2 separate regions of the Mus musculus genome follow, and region 2 is linked to region 1. A link is a loop called in an ENCODE intact Hi-C map of the cell type or tissue named here. Cell type or tissue: heart. All regions are shown on one strand.

Region 1 (8,000 bases):
TCTGGGAAACGAAGTGCGTGGGCAACATGGGGAGCTGCAAGCAGGACGGAAGGAAGCCTCGGGGCACTTGGGCTCTTTCCAGCGGCTGCATTGAGGCCAAAATGATTTCATCGCTTTCCAAACAATTTCATCTCCATGTTTCTTTATAAAATAACTCACCTGAGAACAGTGTCCCTACAAAATGGGCCTCCTCCCCCACCCATCTAGTACCATCCTAGCTTGCAGTGCCCAGGGTACAAGATCTCTTGGGGTGCTACAGATCTTCAGGAATTATAACTGCAATATTTGACCATGGTGCCCCATACTGGGCTCAGCTCAATGTCAGTTTCCCTTTCTTAGGCACAGTCCAAGAAACAAGTCCATTTCTGAATTCCTGTATCTCGCTCGCAGCAGGCACAGTGGAAGTAATGGCCATCTTCTACAACCATAACCATCTTCTGGTTCCATCTGGAGCCTGAAGGAAAAGTCTAATTTTAAGAATATTGAAGACAGAAGCACTTGTTAGAGACGTGAGCTTACTCCGGGTTCATGTCTCATCCACACATCCTTTCCTTTACCCATCTTCTATTAAGAATTAGGATGCTCGAGGGCTGTCCAAATCACGCTCACAGACACTGTCTGGAAGGGTCTTTGCCCCCTTACCTTCAATGTTTCATTTAGTAGACAGGACCCAGACTTGTTACTGGAGTCTCTGCTTTTCAGGATGTGTAAGTCCCCTGGCAGTCTGTGCTTTCTCTCCCTCTGTGCCTAGTGTCCACTGAAGAGTGTGTCTCTCTGGCAACAAGCCAAATCTCTTCATGGGCACATGAATTAATGAGAACCAAGAGTTCCCACATATCTCATGCAGAGATAAAAAAAAAATTCTTTTCTTTTTGTGTTTAATCATTCTTCATCCAAATTTCTAATGTTACCTCAATAAATTACACTCATACCTCAATCTAGTACTTAAAAAAAAAAAGGCCTGTGATCAAAAGAAGTACATGATTAGAACAGTATTTTTAACTTATAAGAATATCTCTAATAAAATTTGGTGATGTCCAAAAAAACCAATGGGGGCAAAAATGGACTGGAAGGCCAGGCCTAATGGGGCAAGCTTGTACTTGCAAGGCAGAAGCAGGAGGATCAGCCTGGTCTATAATATTGAGTTCCAGGCCATGCAGGGCTACATAAAGAGACCCTGTCTTAAATTAAAAAAAAAAAAAATCAGTGGGCTATATAAAGCAAAGTGCAAGAAAAATAATTACATACTGATTAAGAAAAACGTACTTCCTGTTGGTGGCTTGCTTTGTTTATTGAATCAAAACACAGCCCTGGCCAGCCTGGTGTTCATGGTCTGGCTGACTCCAACTCCCAGATCCTCATATCTCCATGGCTGCTGGGATTACAGGTACGCAGCAATGGGGAACTTTTGTTTAAGTACTAGACTGAGGTATCAGAGTAATTTATTAAGGTAACATGATTACTTTCCTTCTGGCTTCTTTGTCTCTGTGCACTTGGCAGCTTCTCTTTCCCTCTGTCAGACTGTTTCTTCCCCCAGGTTTCAGGATAGGGAGCTTGTGGCCAGGAACAGAACACCTGGTAACTGCCTTGAAAGCACTGACAGGTTAGCCATTGTTATGGCTGCTCAGGTGTCAGCCTGTGGATTTCCTAGCTTTTCATTCTGTCCCACCAGCCACTGTGCTGACACCAAGAGGGGTGAGTGTGCTAGAGAGGTGGAGCCACTTTAGTTTCCAAAAGATGACCTGCAGGGCTCTGGGGGCAGCTTAGTGGGTAGTGCTTGCTGTGCCAGGGTGAGAAGCAGAACTTAGGTTCCCTAGAACCCACACACAAGCTGGTTGGGAGTGTTAGTTCAGCTGTAATCCCAGAAGGGAGTCAGAGGCAGGGGATTGCTGGAGTAAGCTGGCTAGACCTGTAAGCTCCAGACTCATCAAGAGACTTTGCCTTTAATCCCCACACTCAGGAGGCAGAGGCAGGCGGATTTCTGTGTTCGAGGCCAGCCTGGTCTACAAAGTGAGTTCCAGGACAGCCTGGGCTATACAGAGAAATCCTGCCTTGAAAAAACAAACAAACAAACAAAAACAAAAACAAAAACAAAAACAAAAGGTATTAACCAAGGGCTGCTCAACTTCACCATTTATGCGTAATGATTTGTATACACTCTTTGCATTGTTTATTTTTTTCTTTTCTGATGCTGGTTTCACTTAATCCAGAATAAGAAAATCCTATCAATTTATTGTGGTTTCTCAAATGTTTCCACTTAGACCAGCTGGCTTTTATAAAGGAAGTTATTTAACTGTAAATGGGGAAAAAAATGAAAGAAAGAAGAAAGAACAACTTGTCATAAATTAAAGGTAACTTCAAATTACACGCGGAATTGCTAGAGTCAGATTCCCAGCCCAGGGCGCCGATTCATCTCTTACGGGGAAAGCAACAGCTAAATAGTATCCAAGGCACATTAGTGCCTGAGGTTCACTCTCCTCTTCTTGGTACCAGAGGGCTGAAAGAAGAGTTGAAACACGGCATCATCGTCACCGTGTGTTTCAGTTCTGTCTCTGACATAAACTCCTATGGATAACAGACTGACTGAAATGAGGATTCTGGGTCGGAGCAAAGACACCTGGCTCCACAGCTTGCAAAACACTGCAAGGTTTCACAATGCAACCTGCTTATGTAAGCACCAGACATGATAGCGCCAGACAGAGCCTAGAAGCCAACACTAAGATGCCATTCAAACCACATAGGTCTGCTCACCCAGAGTTACTTGCACATCTGTTTCCACTGTGATTTTCTATTCTTCTGAGTTTTCTATAGTCAAAAATGAAGCAACGATCTTACAGTTGTAGGTGATGCCAGGACAGGTCCATCAAGATCGGAGCTGTCTCCCATAACACTTCCTACCTCACGTGGCTATTTGAATTTACATTTATATTTGTTAAAATGAATAATTCATTTCTTCAAACCAGCCACCTTTTCATGCTCTATGGCCCCATGGAATTGAGGCTGCCACACTAGACAAGGCAGTTGGCAGAGCAACGTTGCTGTATCCCAAGGCTTTCTGCTGGGTAGGGCTGGTCTGCAGGATGAACGCTTTCCTGAAGGAGACTTGTAGTGGTCCCGCTGTGGGCAAAGGACCAAAGTGGCTCTGTTAAGAGACAATGCTTCAAACTAGATCTGTTGGTGTAAATCCAGGCCTGCCTCTTTGTCTGGGGAGGCCAAGCCTTGCCCTGCAATTCCTCAGCTATAGTCTGTAGATTCTGCTGAGGGTTTCTTAGTCTCTCAGAGACACATTGTTTCCTGCCAGGGACAAGGCTGGACTCGTCTGCATGGCACTCCTCTTGCCTACAGATGTTATAGATCCCTCTTCAGAGAGGTGGGGTCGGGGTGTTGCAGCAAGACAAGACACTACAGATAACACAGCCAGAGACACTTACATCCGTGATGCTCTGGACAATTTCAAAGCTGCTCACATTATCATCCCACTTCTCCCGGAGGCCCGAAGCAACTGGCTTTATGCAATCCCACACCTCTTCTGGTGTCCCACACAGAATCCCTTCTCCTCGGTACCTAGAATGGAGAGGAATTTGATCCACCGAGTCAATTAAACTTGTTTATCTTAGGATTTTATCTCAGGTCTATTACATTTTTGTTCTGGTTCTAGGACTTGCTGACAGAAAACGGCCTAAAATATGCTAGCCCATCTCCCCTCTAGCCTGCATAAACAAACAGGTACAAAGTCCTCACAGAACACAGCTTGCTAGAAACGATTCAAAACACAAGCTAATGCTTTTCTGGAAGGTAACTAGTGATCACAGAAGGCTGGGGCGGATTGGTATCTTTCATGATGCAACCCCAGAGACACCAGGACGGGAGTAAGGTTCTGACAGACTTTGTTAAAAGTGCGCACTTACAGATTCCCTGGAAACTCCTCAGATGGCCTCCAGGAAATTGAAACTCCATTCTGTCAAAAGGCATAGGATTGTAGAATTTTAGAGCTAGAGGAAGTCTTGGAGAGGAGATCTCAAGACTTGATTCCCCAAGGTCACCCAACCTGTTCCTGGCACAGTTGGGGTAACTGCCCCCTACTGCAGGCGATGAGCAGAGCGATCCTGGCTGGCTGATTCCTGGAGCTGTGGGAGTCTCTCCAGTCGCCTTAATGCCACCAAGAACTTTTTGTTTTCTCAAGCAATTTAAGGCTTTTTTTTTTTTTTTTTTTTTTTTAAATCAGAAGCGCCAAGGAAGGAAACTATTTCCCTGTCACTCCCTGGGAGAGGGATTGTGCAACAATGAACGGAGGAAAGACTTGGTACTTGGAGTTTCAGATCCAATCCTAACCTCCTAGCAGTCAGATGACCTTGAGTGGGTTTCGAAATGAAAGGGGCAGAGACCTCCAGGAGTCCCAGAGAGCATCAACCCGCAGTGGAATCAGTTTCTCAACCCACCTCTGGGGTCCAGGGTGCGGATAATCTCGGGGAGAGGAGAAGCCTAGGAGTTTGGAGGACTCCAAACCCTGCGAGCAGTCTCCAGACCCCTTTTCCCGCCCAGTCCCTCACTCACGCCTTCCCGACACTTCTTCCAGCCCGACGCGTCCCGCCGGTACCGGAGCACCTTCTCTGCCACCGCCTCACTCTCTTGCGTGGCCCAGGACGGGTCCATTCCGCCAACGTGCAGGCTCCCAGCTGTGCCACACAGGTTCTGCTGGGAGGAAAGCTGGGCCTTGGGCGGAGCCTGGAGCCCCGCCCCGAGCTCCGCCTCTCTTTCTGAATTGGTTTTCGCTCTCAGACAATTCCGTCCTTTCTTGATATTGGCCCGCCCTGCGCAGTAAGCGTCATCTCTGGGCGGGTCTCAGGCAGCTCCTTCTCCGCCACTGCAGGCTTTGGGCAGAGGCAGGAACCAGCTAGCTTAAGGAGTTTGGATGTTTACCCCTTGGTGCTGAGGTGCTTTCGGCCCCCAGTGAAACCGTGCAAACAACTTCGTAGTGGGATTCTGCAGGGTGGCCCGGAGAATGTGGAGGAGCCGGCCGGAGGTGGAGGTAGGCAGGAGGGGTACACACCAGTGTCAGTTCAGGAGGCCTGCACAGGAATGTCTGCTTCTGATAACAGAAACCGAAGCGATTCCCAATTTTATTTTATTTTATTTTTCCCCCTTGAGTAGCTAAATGCCTTTTCTGAGTAAAGGAAGAGACAACTTCGAATGGGTGGAGGAAGAAGCTGAAACCAATGTCAGATCTATTTAGTTCTAGACACCCAGGGAGCTCTTGATAGATATACATATCCAGCAGACAGCACTATGCATTGACGCCAGGTGGAGACCTCAGCTTTCCCTTGAGAGATATAATCCAGATTCTGGACATGGAAGCAGGAAGACCACTCATTAAAGGTCTGCCTGGGAAATTTAATGAGGCCAGCAGCTCAAAATAAAAGAAGTAGAAAGAGGGCTAGTGACATAGTGCAATAGTAGCATGCTCACCCAGCATGTGCCCTATCCCAGCATCATTAAATAGGCAAATAAATAAGCAGACTATTGGCAACTTCTGAACACAGAGGCAACCAGGCCCGTGGGAGAGTGTGGACTGGTATCCCCTCTGTAAGAGCAGCCCAGGTTCTCTCCTCTTCAAGCCTATTTCCAACTGATTGTTTGTAACCTCTCCATTATTTCCTCCAAAGACAAGGAAGGATGTGACTTGAAAGTCCCCTTTGGAAGAAAAGAGGGGCTGGCTGGCTGGGAAAGCAATTGGGCACCTGGAGCTCCAGTCCCAATATTGACTATGTAGGTTTGGGCAGGACTCTAAACATCTTTGAGATTTTCACAGACGTGAAATGTTATAATAACATGTATCTCCCTGGGCTACTGTGAAGAGTCCATGAAGAAGAGCATGTGAATTCTTCTGAGAGTCATAAAATAGATGGTTCACTCTGCCGTACTTTAAAGGTGAGTAGAATCATAAATGATAATCCGAGATAACGTTGAGATATGGTTTGACTAAAAGTCAACTGTTTGGCTCTTTAAACAAGGCTTTAAATTGTTAAGAACTGTTAAGAAAACTTAAGCAAAAAAAGAAAGCATCATACATGGAGAGATGCTTTGTGGCAAAATAAATGACCATGATACAAAAAGATGCAGAACCCTGGTTGTAGGGAATTACAGATCAAACAAGGGGACCTGTTTAGTGGACAAACAGGACAAGATTTGTTAGTACCTGCTTTACTCACAGTACCGAGAAAGGGTTTTTCTATACTGGGTGAGAGCTTGCATGCTCTCACCCAAACCAAGCAGTGATACACATGAACAGTTACATATTGACAGGTACATATTAACTTTCTCTTCAACACAACAATCTTACTTACACAGAAGCACGGACAATTGCCCTTGTAATGGAAACTAACTTATTTGCCAATGCATTAAGATACCCATTATGTGGGTTATGATGTTCCCATCAAACTCATGTAACACAGCTGAGAGAACTGAGGCTGGGCCCTGGAGGACTGCTCAAGAGAGCAGAGGGCCAGACTGGGTCTAACCACATGGCTTTATAGGAGGCAGCTCTTCTCATTGACAGCCATTTGCTGTTGGAGGGACATGGATAGATTTAAAGCTTAACTGAATACAATGTGCGTTCTTATCTTTCTCTAAATGTGATCACTGTTTAAGATGGTCATCTGTTACAGCAGGTAAGCAAGCCAAATATATGAGTTTCAACTCATGAGGGCAACAGTGTTGTGAATACAAAGGTCTGTGCTTGGAAGCCATGCATGGTGGTGCATGCTTGTAATCCTAGCACTCAGGAGGCAGAGGAGGGAAGATTGCCACAAGTCTGTTGCTTGCTTGCTATACATAATGAGCTATGTAGGGCCACAGAGTATAACAAGAGAGAGAGAGAGAGAGAGAGAGAGAGAGAGAGAGAGAGAGAGAGAGAGAGAGAGAGGGAGGGGAGATACAGTTCAGCTAGACAACATTTGCATACTATTCTCAAGGCTTTGGATTGCATTTCCAGCACTGAAAAAATACAATATAAAAGTAACTTAAAAAAAGAAAAAGCTAGCACTCATCAGATCTTTCAAGTCACACATTGTGTTGGCAAGTATTTAGCACTGATGGCAAATGAGTAGCCATCTGAGACCTTAAAGTTTTCTCATTATTTTACTTGAAAAGTGAGAAAAGCGATAGTGCTAGCAGTTGAAATGAAGGCCAAATGGCTTAACAAGGAATAGTAATTCGAATGGCACTTGATGTAAAGTAAACATTCACACACCATACCATATGTATGAACGTGTGTGCGAATTTGTTAATGTCTATATGGATCTGTGAACCACATGAGGATGTTATTGTATATTGGCTAGGTTTGTGTATCAATTTAATATAAGCTAGAGTCATCAGAGAGGAAGGAGTCTCCATGAAATCCAGTTGTAAAGTATTTTCTCAATTGGTGATTTGTGGGGGAGGGCCCAGACCACTGTGGGTAGGGCCATCCCTGGGCTGGTGGACCTGGGTTCTATAAGAAAGCAGATTGTGAGTCAGCCAGTAAGCAGCACCCCTCCAGGGCTTCTGCATCAGCTCCTGCCTCCAAGTTCCAGCCCTGCTTGAGTTCCTCTCCTGACTTCACCTAATGATGGACTATGATCTGGAAGTGTAAGTCAAATAAACCCTATCCTCCCCAACATGCTTTTTGGCCATGATGTTTCATAACAGCAATAGAAACCCTAACTGAGACATCAGTCATACGCAGTACGTACAACAGTGTTCCCACGAGATAGTGTTGCCCAGTGACATTGTAGACCTCTTGCTCTTCATAACACCCTACAACATCCATGCAAGGACAAAATCACTTCATGACACACCTCTCAGGACATTTCTCCACAGAGCATTGCATGCTAGGGATGTTGGTGTGTCCCATTACTCAGAATGTTCCAGTCTAGTAAGCTGTGATTTTAGAACAGTGCAGAGTAAGCCAGACACTTCCCTTTCATTTTAAATCATCATATGCTGCTTCATTATTGCATTTT
Region 2 (8,000 bases), 64 kb after region 1:
GTCTTACAAGCCCACACCATCCTAAGGTTAAAGTACAAGTCATTAACTTGGTGTATTCTAGGAGAAGATGATGTGGCCTGGACAAGAAGAATGCGAAGATCTTTCTGTATAATACAGAGTGAATTAGAATATTCGCTCATTATTCCTCCCACAAACTGGCTTAGAACGACATCCTCTGGGCATGACACAGCTTCTGCACTTTTGAACTCAGCAGCTGTGATTTCTCTAAGGAGATTTGCACATGACTAGGCTTTCTGTTACAAAGGAAGGGAGAGGCTTATAAGAACTATAAGGAGCTAACCAAGGGAATGGTGAGAATGGAGAGAGGCATCAGTGGTTGAAAGCACTTGTTGCTCTTCCAGAGGATCCAGGTTTAGTTCCCAGCATCTACATAGTGGCTCATAAGCATCCTTCACAACAGCTCAAAGAGATAGGATCCCTCTTCTGGCTTTTTCTAGCACCCACTAAAGAGGCACCCAGATATACATGCAGGAAAAAAAGTCTACAGACACACACACAGACACACACAGTGACACACAGACACATACTCACAGAGACACACAGACACACACACACACAGAGACACACACTCACAGACACACACACACACACACACACACACACACACACACAAATAGGAGAGAGACATAAGACCTTCAGCCCCAGGACTTACTTATTAGCTAACTGTTGATGGGGAAGAGTAATTTTTTCTTCAGTTGTGTAGCCTTCAGTTGCCTTTGCTTCTGTGAGTAAGCCCTTACGCATATTCCCGTACTCAGATTAAATTCACCGATTCACCAAAATGTATGAGGAAGGAATCATTCCTTTGTTTCTCCCGTTGGTGTTCTATCTGGGTGAGTTAACGTTCATTTAGTAAAGCTTCATGCTCTCACAAACATTTAGTAACTTCTATCTGACCCAGTATACTTCCTTAGGAAATGAGAAGAAAGTATGCAACACCCCCTCCCTTCCCCTAGAAGCAGCTTGCCGAAGACTAAGCAGAACGAGGTCATGGTTTTGCTGGGCAGATGCTTGGAACTGAGGAAGGGAAGAGGAAGGGAGGGGAGGAGGGCTGCCTAGCTTCAGTCTTCAGGGGTAAGTTCGTGTTCTGAAAGCACAGTGGTAGGCAAGTGAGGACATAGGCTGGCCAGTCAGGACAGAAACCTTCAATGGCCTGTGGGGGCAGATGAGATCTGCTGTACTTCTCTGGCTGTTAAGACCATGCCTCAGAACCTAGACAGCCTACTTGTTCATTCCCAGGCCATGTTGGCAGGAGACACCAGCAGCCATGGAGTCTGGACTCCTGAAGACCAGAGAAGATGCAGATCAAAGGAATCAGAACCTGCAGCTTAGCTTATGGCCATCCAGGAAACCTGAGCTGTGGGAGTTTATGGCTCAGAAAGTCCTTAGAACATGGATGAAGACAAATGAAGGTTTATAGAAGGTCTGAAGTTCATTAAATAAAGCCTTCATTCATTCGTTCGTTCATCCATCCATCCATCTACCCACCCAGCTACCTATTCATTCATTCATTCATTCATTCATTCATTCAGTAATTTGTTGATCAATAGTGATTGGTGCTCACAATATGCCACTCTGTTCACTAATGTCTAGGACATAGTTGCAGGTGATTTAGCTTGTTTGGTGCTGCTATAACAGGCTACCTAAGACAAGGTAACTTATAAGGAACATAGATTTATTTCTCACAGTTCTAGAAGCTAGAAAGTCCAAGACCAAGGGGTATGCATATAATGAGGGCAATCATGCTGTATCATCTCTTGGTGGAAGCCAAGAGGCTGAGATGGGACAAGAAAGAGAGTTGGCCAGTGTGTACCTTTCTCTTTCTTTTTATAACACCATTGATCCTATCATCTGATACCTCCTTGGCCTGAAGACTGAATCTATCCCCCTATACCTTCCAGAGTCCCCAGCCACATATGAATTTGGGAACTGTGTCCATCAATCACACACAATCAAGGAATGTGTTTAGACTATAGTACCAGGTATCACTGGGCTCTTCTGTGAATCTCATGTCATGGTTCTGGCCAGCCAGGTCTTTCCCTGCTGTTTATACAGCATCAGTTTATACAGTATCCTATCACGGAACCACACAGTCCAGTCAGCTTTTCTGTAAACTTCACAGCATTCTCTGTGTCAAGGCAACTCTTGCTCTGCTATTGTCCTGTGTGCTTTCCTGGATGCATGCCAAAAAAGGAGAAGGATGCTGTCTTAGTTGGGGGGCTCTCTATTGCTGTGATAAAACACCATGACAACTATAAAAGAAAGAATCTATTTGTGCTTACAGTTTCATAGGCTCAAGAGTCCATGATGGTAGAAGGAAGGTAGGAACAGCTGAACTCATATCTTGATTCCATGAGCATGAGGCAGAGAGTGCTGACTCAAAATAATCTTTTGAAACCTTAAAATCCCATCCCCAGAAACATAAACTCTCCAGCAGGGCCACATCTTCTAATCTTTTCCAAACAAGCCACCAACTAGAGACCAAGTATTCAAACATCAGCCTATGGGGCCATTCTAATTCTAACCACCACAGACCACCTTTTAGGAAACTTTGTAGACACAGAATACTTGAAGCCACCTTAAGATCGGTAGCTCCACCCTCTAAAATTTGGGGGATTGATTTCTCATGTTTACATTGACATTTGGGGATCCAGATCTGGCTGGCATGGCAATACCTGGAGCTGTGTGAGGTCCCTGGAAGCCATCTTTTCCATAATTTCTGCAGAATTAATTGCAAACCTCATACACAGGATCAGAAAACACCACCACCACCACCTCTGCTTCTTGTGTTTGATTCTTGGCAAAATCTGGCTTATTGGTACACACGTATGTTTTTGTGTGTTTAAAATGGAGTTATGATTTTCTCAGTGCTGAAGGAAGTCCTATGTCTTTCACTAAAACTTGAATGTCTTTCTATCTTATGACTCAAATAGGTTGATTTTGGAATTCTCCTGTGACAGGGAAAGTAATATGCTTCAGAGGGTCTAGGTGCTGGTAGTTAGAAGCTGTTATGTTTTTTAAACAATATGAGTAGAGTGGACAGCTACCCCTCCAGGTAGAAGCGGTGGGGCCTATAGTGAATAATATTTCAGTTTCACTTTTCCTACAGCAGCAACTAAGAAGGCAAAACATGTAATGGAGATGCAGGATGACAGGGCTGACCTCAGCCTGGGTCCCTGAGAGACCTAAGCAAAGCTCTGCTGACATTTGCACAGGCCACAAGTGAGGAAGAAGACTGTACTGTAAGCCTCTCATCGGCTGGAGTCATCTGCTTCCACTCTGTAGCTGACCTAACATACCTTCTGCTCTCTCAATTTCTGCTTCCTTTCCTGGCTCCATAATTTGCTCAAGCCATCTGTCTGCTTATGGAGCCATTTGCCCTCTTCCGGGTTTATAAAATTTTATGTGTCCTGCATGGTCTATTTCAGGTTATCATTTGCCCAAGGATCACCCCAGTCTCTAGATCCTCTTGGTCAGTGTTGGTCATACGCTTCTCTAGTGATAGGAAGAAGAGTGTGTTCCATTTATACCAATTGCCTGCATACTTCCCTTAACTCAGAGCCCCTTGCCCACGTCTGATTCATTCAGAAACCTGAGAGCACAGCTCAGCAGTCCATGGGAGCTATAAGAGAACCTTAGTTTGTCTGGACCAAGTCTCATGAAGATAATACTGTGTGAAATAATTTTTAGTCCTCTGTTTTATGTAAAACAGTGGAAGGAAATGGAAAGCAGAAAACAACAGCAATAGCAATTTTTTCTTACATGAAGAAATGTGATGTTTAGAGTATATGAACAGCAAGCACATATGGCTGGAGAAGATAGCAGAGGGAAGACTGATGCTTTCTGAATGCCAGAGTGAGAATTAGCAGACACTTGGTAGATCAGACCCCCTTTGAAAACCTATCCTGTGGCTCCCAGATTCTCCTCCATGCGGGTCGGGTCAAGAGCTGAACTGGAGATTAATCAAAGCTGCTTAGTAGGCACAGAAGTTTCTTACCGCTGGGAATATCCCAGCGCTAACCAAGACAAAGTCTCCATCTTGTGGCTGCATTCAGATCTGCATCCACTCTTAGTTCAGCACCAAGAAGGCAGAAAGTTCGGCAAAGGTCAGGGACATCTGTTTGCAACAGAAACACATTTCTGTCATTTAAATACAGGGAGGTGGGTTCATCCACAGCAACTGGGCAGGAATTCCCACTTTCACCCCTCACCGTGTATTTGTTCTCTAAAGTTGAACGGCACCCCTGTATCTGCCGTTCCACACTCCCTGACCTATGTTCTCTTTCCCTACCTCTAAAGCTGCTGCGTCCACCTCGGCCGGCCGGCAAGGAAGACACAACATGGTCGGATTCTTCTCAACAGCCTTTATTGCAGGAACGTCTCAATGCTGCTATGGGGACCCCGGGAACCCAGGGAGGTTTGCTTAAATACTCTCAGCCCCCCTCCACTCACGGCAGGCCACGCCACCTCACCATGCACACAGCTTCAGCCAATCAGGGCGGCAGGGGCATGTCTCCACCAAATATGGACTTGTTTACACCGCCAGCATCATGGTGCACCTGCACAGTTCTCACGATGGTCGTGGCTTATTTTCAGGTGTATGAGGAAGTCAGGTGCAAGTCATAAGACTTAGCTGCAGTCCTGGGCGCCATCTTGGGACTGCTGCCACACCCGCTCCTTACATAAAGCCAGCAAGGTAACAACTCACGTAGGTCTCTGATTGCCTTCCTATTCTCCCACCCCCACCCTCATGCCAAGTCCACGGAGATCACCCGGGAAAAATCTCACTATCACAGGACCCACAGTTTAATCACATTTAGAAAGTCATATTTGCCCTAGAAGAAAACTTCCTCAGCTTCTAGGGTAAGGCTCACTGTTTTGTGGACCATTGTTCAGCCTACTGTGGGGAGGAAGAGAAAAGGGTCTGTGGGAGTATAACGGTGAGCATGGTGGCCCCTTACAGCCCATTCTTTGCCCACACTGGACTATAGCCATAACTGGCCACTCACTGTCTTTAGTGCTGTCTTTAGAGCGCCCAGAGTGGTTTCTGGATAGTAAGTCCAGGGTTAGGGCCACCCTCCCTGCTGAGTACTCCTCTTGGGAATGGATGCTCAAACCAGTACCAGGCAGCCCAGGATACCCCTACCGCCACTATCATCACTGTGAAAAGAGAATTTATCTTTGTGTCGACTGTCTGGAGGGACAATAAAGGTCAACAGGCTGTCTTTATAAAGGACTGTAACCTTGTGTTTGTTTGTGAGCCTCTATTTGACTTTTTTTTTTTTAATTATGTATGTAATGGCTTGGGGATGGCCCTGTTACTGAAGTCTTTGCCATGAGAGCATGAGGATTTGAATTGGCTTTGCAGAACCTATGTTAAAAAGCCAGACATGGTGGTGACATGTTCTTGTAACTCCAGGATTGGAGGAAGTGACAAACAGATTCTGGGGGCTGCCAGTCAATCTAGTCTCCCTGGTGAATGGCACATCAATGAAGCCCTTATCTTAAAGACAAGGTAGACAGTGGATAGAACATCAAAGCTTAATCTCTGACCCCTAAGGCACGCATGTATTCACGCACACACAGGCACCCATGTGGATAAGTGAATACACACCCCACACAAACACAAACTATGTGCTTTTATTATCTGGGAGGTTTTTTAAATTAAAGTAAAAAATATACTTAAAAAGACAGAACTAATAAAAGCAGTGCACTTTCAAGGTAATGAGATCGCTGTTCAAAATATCTTGTGTTTTATTATCGTTTTTTTTTTTTTAATTGTTTCAGAAGTATATTGGCTCCAAGGAGAATTCCCCATAGGGTTATCTGAAGACAATGGCTGTGGTTCTGCCTGATACGTTCTGTCTACTGTAGACATTGTCTAAATCAGAACTCATTTTGGTCCTCAGGCTTTATACTCAGCAAACAGCAAGCTCTTCCTAAGGCTGAACTGACCAATTCTCTTTCTTTTTTGAAGGATCCCTCCTGTTAGAGAGTTCCTGTAATTATTTGTGACATATTCTTTGTGGGTCATTTCCTGGAACTAATAATAGATGCGGAGTGGCTTCTATTCAGTACCGATGAGTATGAGGAACGCCCTCTCTGAACATGTTATTCAAAAATCAGGACTTCTTCCCCGGGCTGGAGGCCAGAGCCTCCTGCGGGGAACGAGTCCACACAACAGCTAGCTCAGCATGTGCTGGGGTTCGTTTCCTGTCCTTTGAACTTGGTGCTGGGTCATCCAAAGAGGGCTCCTCTGTCTTCCTTGGTGTTCTGAGAAACAAGTTGCTTTTCCATCTCACTTTTTGCTCTACTGTCCTGTCCCACTTGCTTTGGCATGATGGAGAGAGAGAGAGAGAGAGAGAGAGAGAGAGAGAGAGAGAGAGAGAGAGAGAGAGAGAGAGAGAGAGAGAGAGCGCAAGAGCAGAGGGAAGGCCAATGCTTTCTGAATGGCAGAGTGAGAATTAGGAGACCCATGTTAGATTGGACCCTTTTTGAAAACCTATCCTGTGACTCCAGGCTTCTTCTCCTCTCCGGAGTGTGTCAATTGTTTTTTTTTTTTTGTTTGTTTTGTTTTTTTCCCAGGCCTGGACTCAGGGATGCTCACAGCTGGACAAGGATTCTTCAGTGTCTCCCCAACAGAGGCAGCAGCGCCTGTTAGAAACCCTTTGACCTACTTTCATAACACAGCAGAAAAAGTAATTCCAGTTTCAAGAAAGTCAGGACTCAAATCCCTTACTTAAAGATTAAAAGAGGTCTCTAAAAAGACCTCAGGGTTCGGACTGGAGAAGTAGTTCAGTGGTTAAGAGCCAGTTGTTGCTTCTGTAGAGGACCTGGGTTGGATTGTCAGCACCCACATGGTGAGTCACAAACATTTACAAACTCAGTTCCAGGGGATCTAACACACTCTTCAGACCTCTGTGGACAACAGGCATAGACGTAGTACACACACACGCACACACACACACACACACACACACACACACACACAAGGGAAAACGGTCACATAAATAAGATGACTAACTTTTTAACAATTTATTTTAAGAAGTAAAATTAAAACTCAGGTCATGTTTCTCAAGGCGAGTGCAGTGTCCGTTTATTTGTATTAGAATCAGTTTTGTTTTGTATTTTTTTTTTTTTTTTTGAAGAAGATGCTTAACTGCAGCCTGCGAGGCAGCTGTTCTCAACTGACTGCCCCGCCCAGGCCTCAGATTGCCTCAGTGTGTGGGTGGTGAATGACATTTCCTCCCGGAAGACCATGTAGATCGGACCTACACTGTGGCTGAGTCTCAGCCCACACACAATATTGTGTACTTAATGCCACTGGCCTTTTAAAACCAAGAGAGTCTCCTAGAAATAGGATATAACATCCCGACCACGGTTTCCCTCCTTCGTCTCCTCCCCTGCCCACCTCTCTTCTCCCCCAGATCCACACCTCCTTTGTTTCCCTTCAGAAGAGTGCAGGGATCTCGACCAGACAGACATATGGAGTTACAGTAAGACTGGGCATCTCCCCTTATGTTAAGGCTGGATGAGGCAACCCAGTGGGAGGAAAAGGGGCTCCAAAGCAGGCAGGAGTCAGAGCAGGCCTCACTCCCACTGTTAGGGGTCCCACAAAAGACCAACGTAGACAATCGTAATATATATGTAGAAAGCTTAGGTCAGACCCACGTAGGATCCCTGGTTATTGGTTTAGTCTCCGAGAGCCCCTGCGAGCCCAAGTTAGTTGATTCTGCGGGGTTTCTTGTGGGGTCATGTCCTTGACACCCTGGCTTCTACAATCCTTCCTTTCCCTTTTTCACAGGATTCTCTGAGCTCTGCTTAATGTTTGGCTGTGGGCCTCTGCATCTGCTCCCATCAGTTTCTAGAAGAAGCCTCTGGTGATGATTATGCTAGGGTCCCATCTATGAATATAACAGGATATGATTAGTGACCATTTCTTTGACTTTTTTTTTTCTTTCCTTTTTGCTAGTCCTCTG

What was found. Peaks named below come from ENCODE experiments on the same cell type or tissue, not always from the same donor. Only the 100,000 strongest peaks of a DNase experiment are listed, where the experiment ranks them.
Region 2: it touches region 1 in a loop (4-fold over the local background); 9 of 42 quality-filtered maps call a loop at or near these places.

Annotation. Positions count from the first base shown.
Region 1 is chr7:83,628,694-83,636,693 of GRCm38, reverse strand. Stard5 (StAR-related lipid transfer (START) domain containing 5) reads right to left here and starts at 4,677. Exons shown (of 6, transcript NM_023377.4): 1 at 4,555-4,677; 2 at 3,909-3,958; 3 at 3,432-3,564. The coding sequence starts at 4,653. It overlaps Gm16638 (predicted gene, 16638), which reads left to right and starts at 4,853. Exons shown (of 4, transcript NR_166697.1): 1 at 4,853-5,928. In heart, a CTCF peak has its summit at 4,083 (motif pointing left); a DNase peak (open chromatin) is centred at 4,813; H3K4me3 peaks cover 2,640 bases; H3K27ac peaks cover 2,341 bases.
Region 2 is chr7:83,564,321-83,572,320 of GRCm38, reverse strand. No RefSeq gene overlaps it. Among named protein-coding and RNA genes, the nearest start is that of Tmc3, 17 kb to the left of the region's middle. In heart, no CTCF peak of the experiment used is centred here; DNase peaks (open chromatin) are centred at 6,180 and 7,250; H3K27ac peaks cover 312 bases.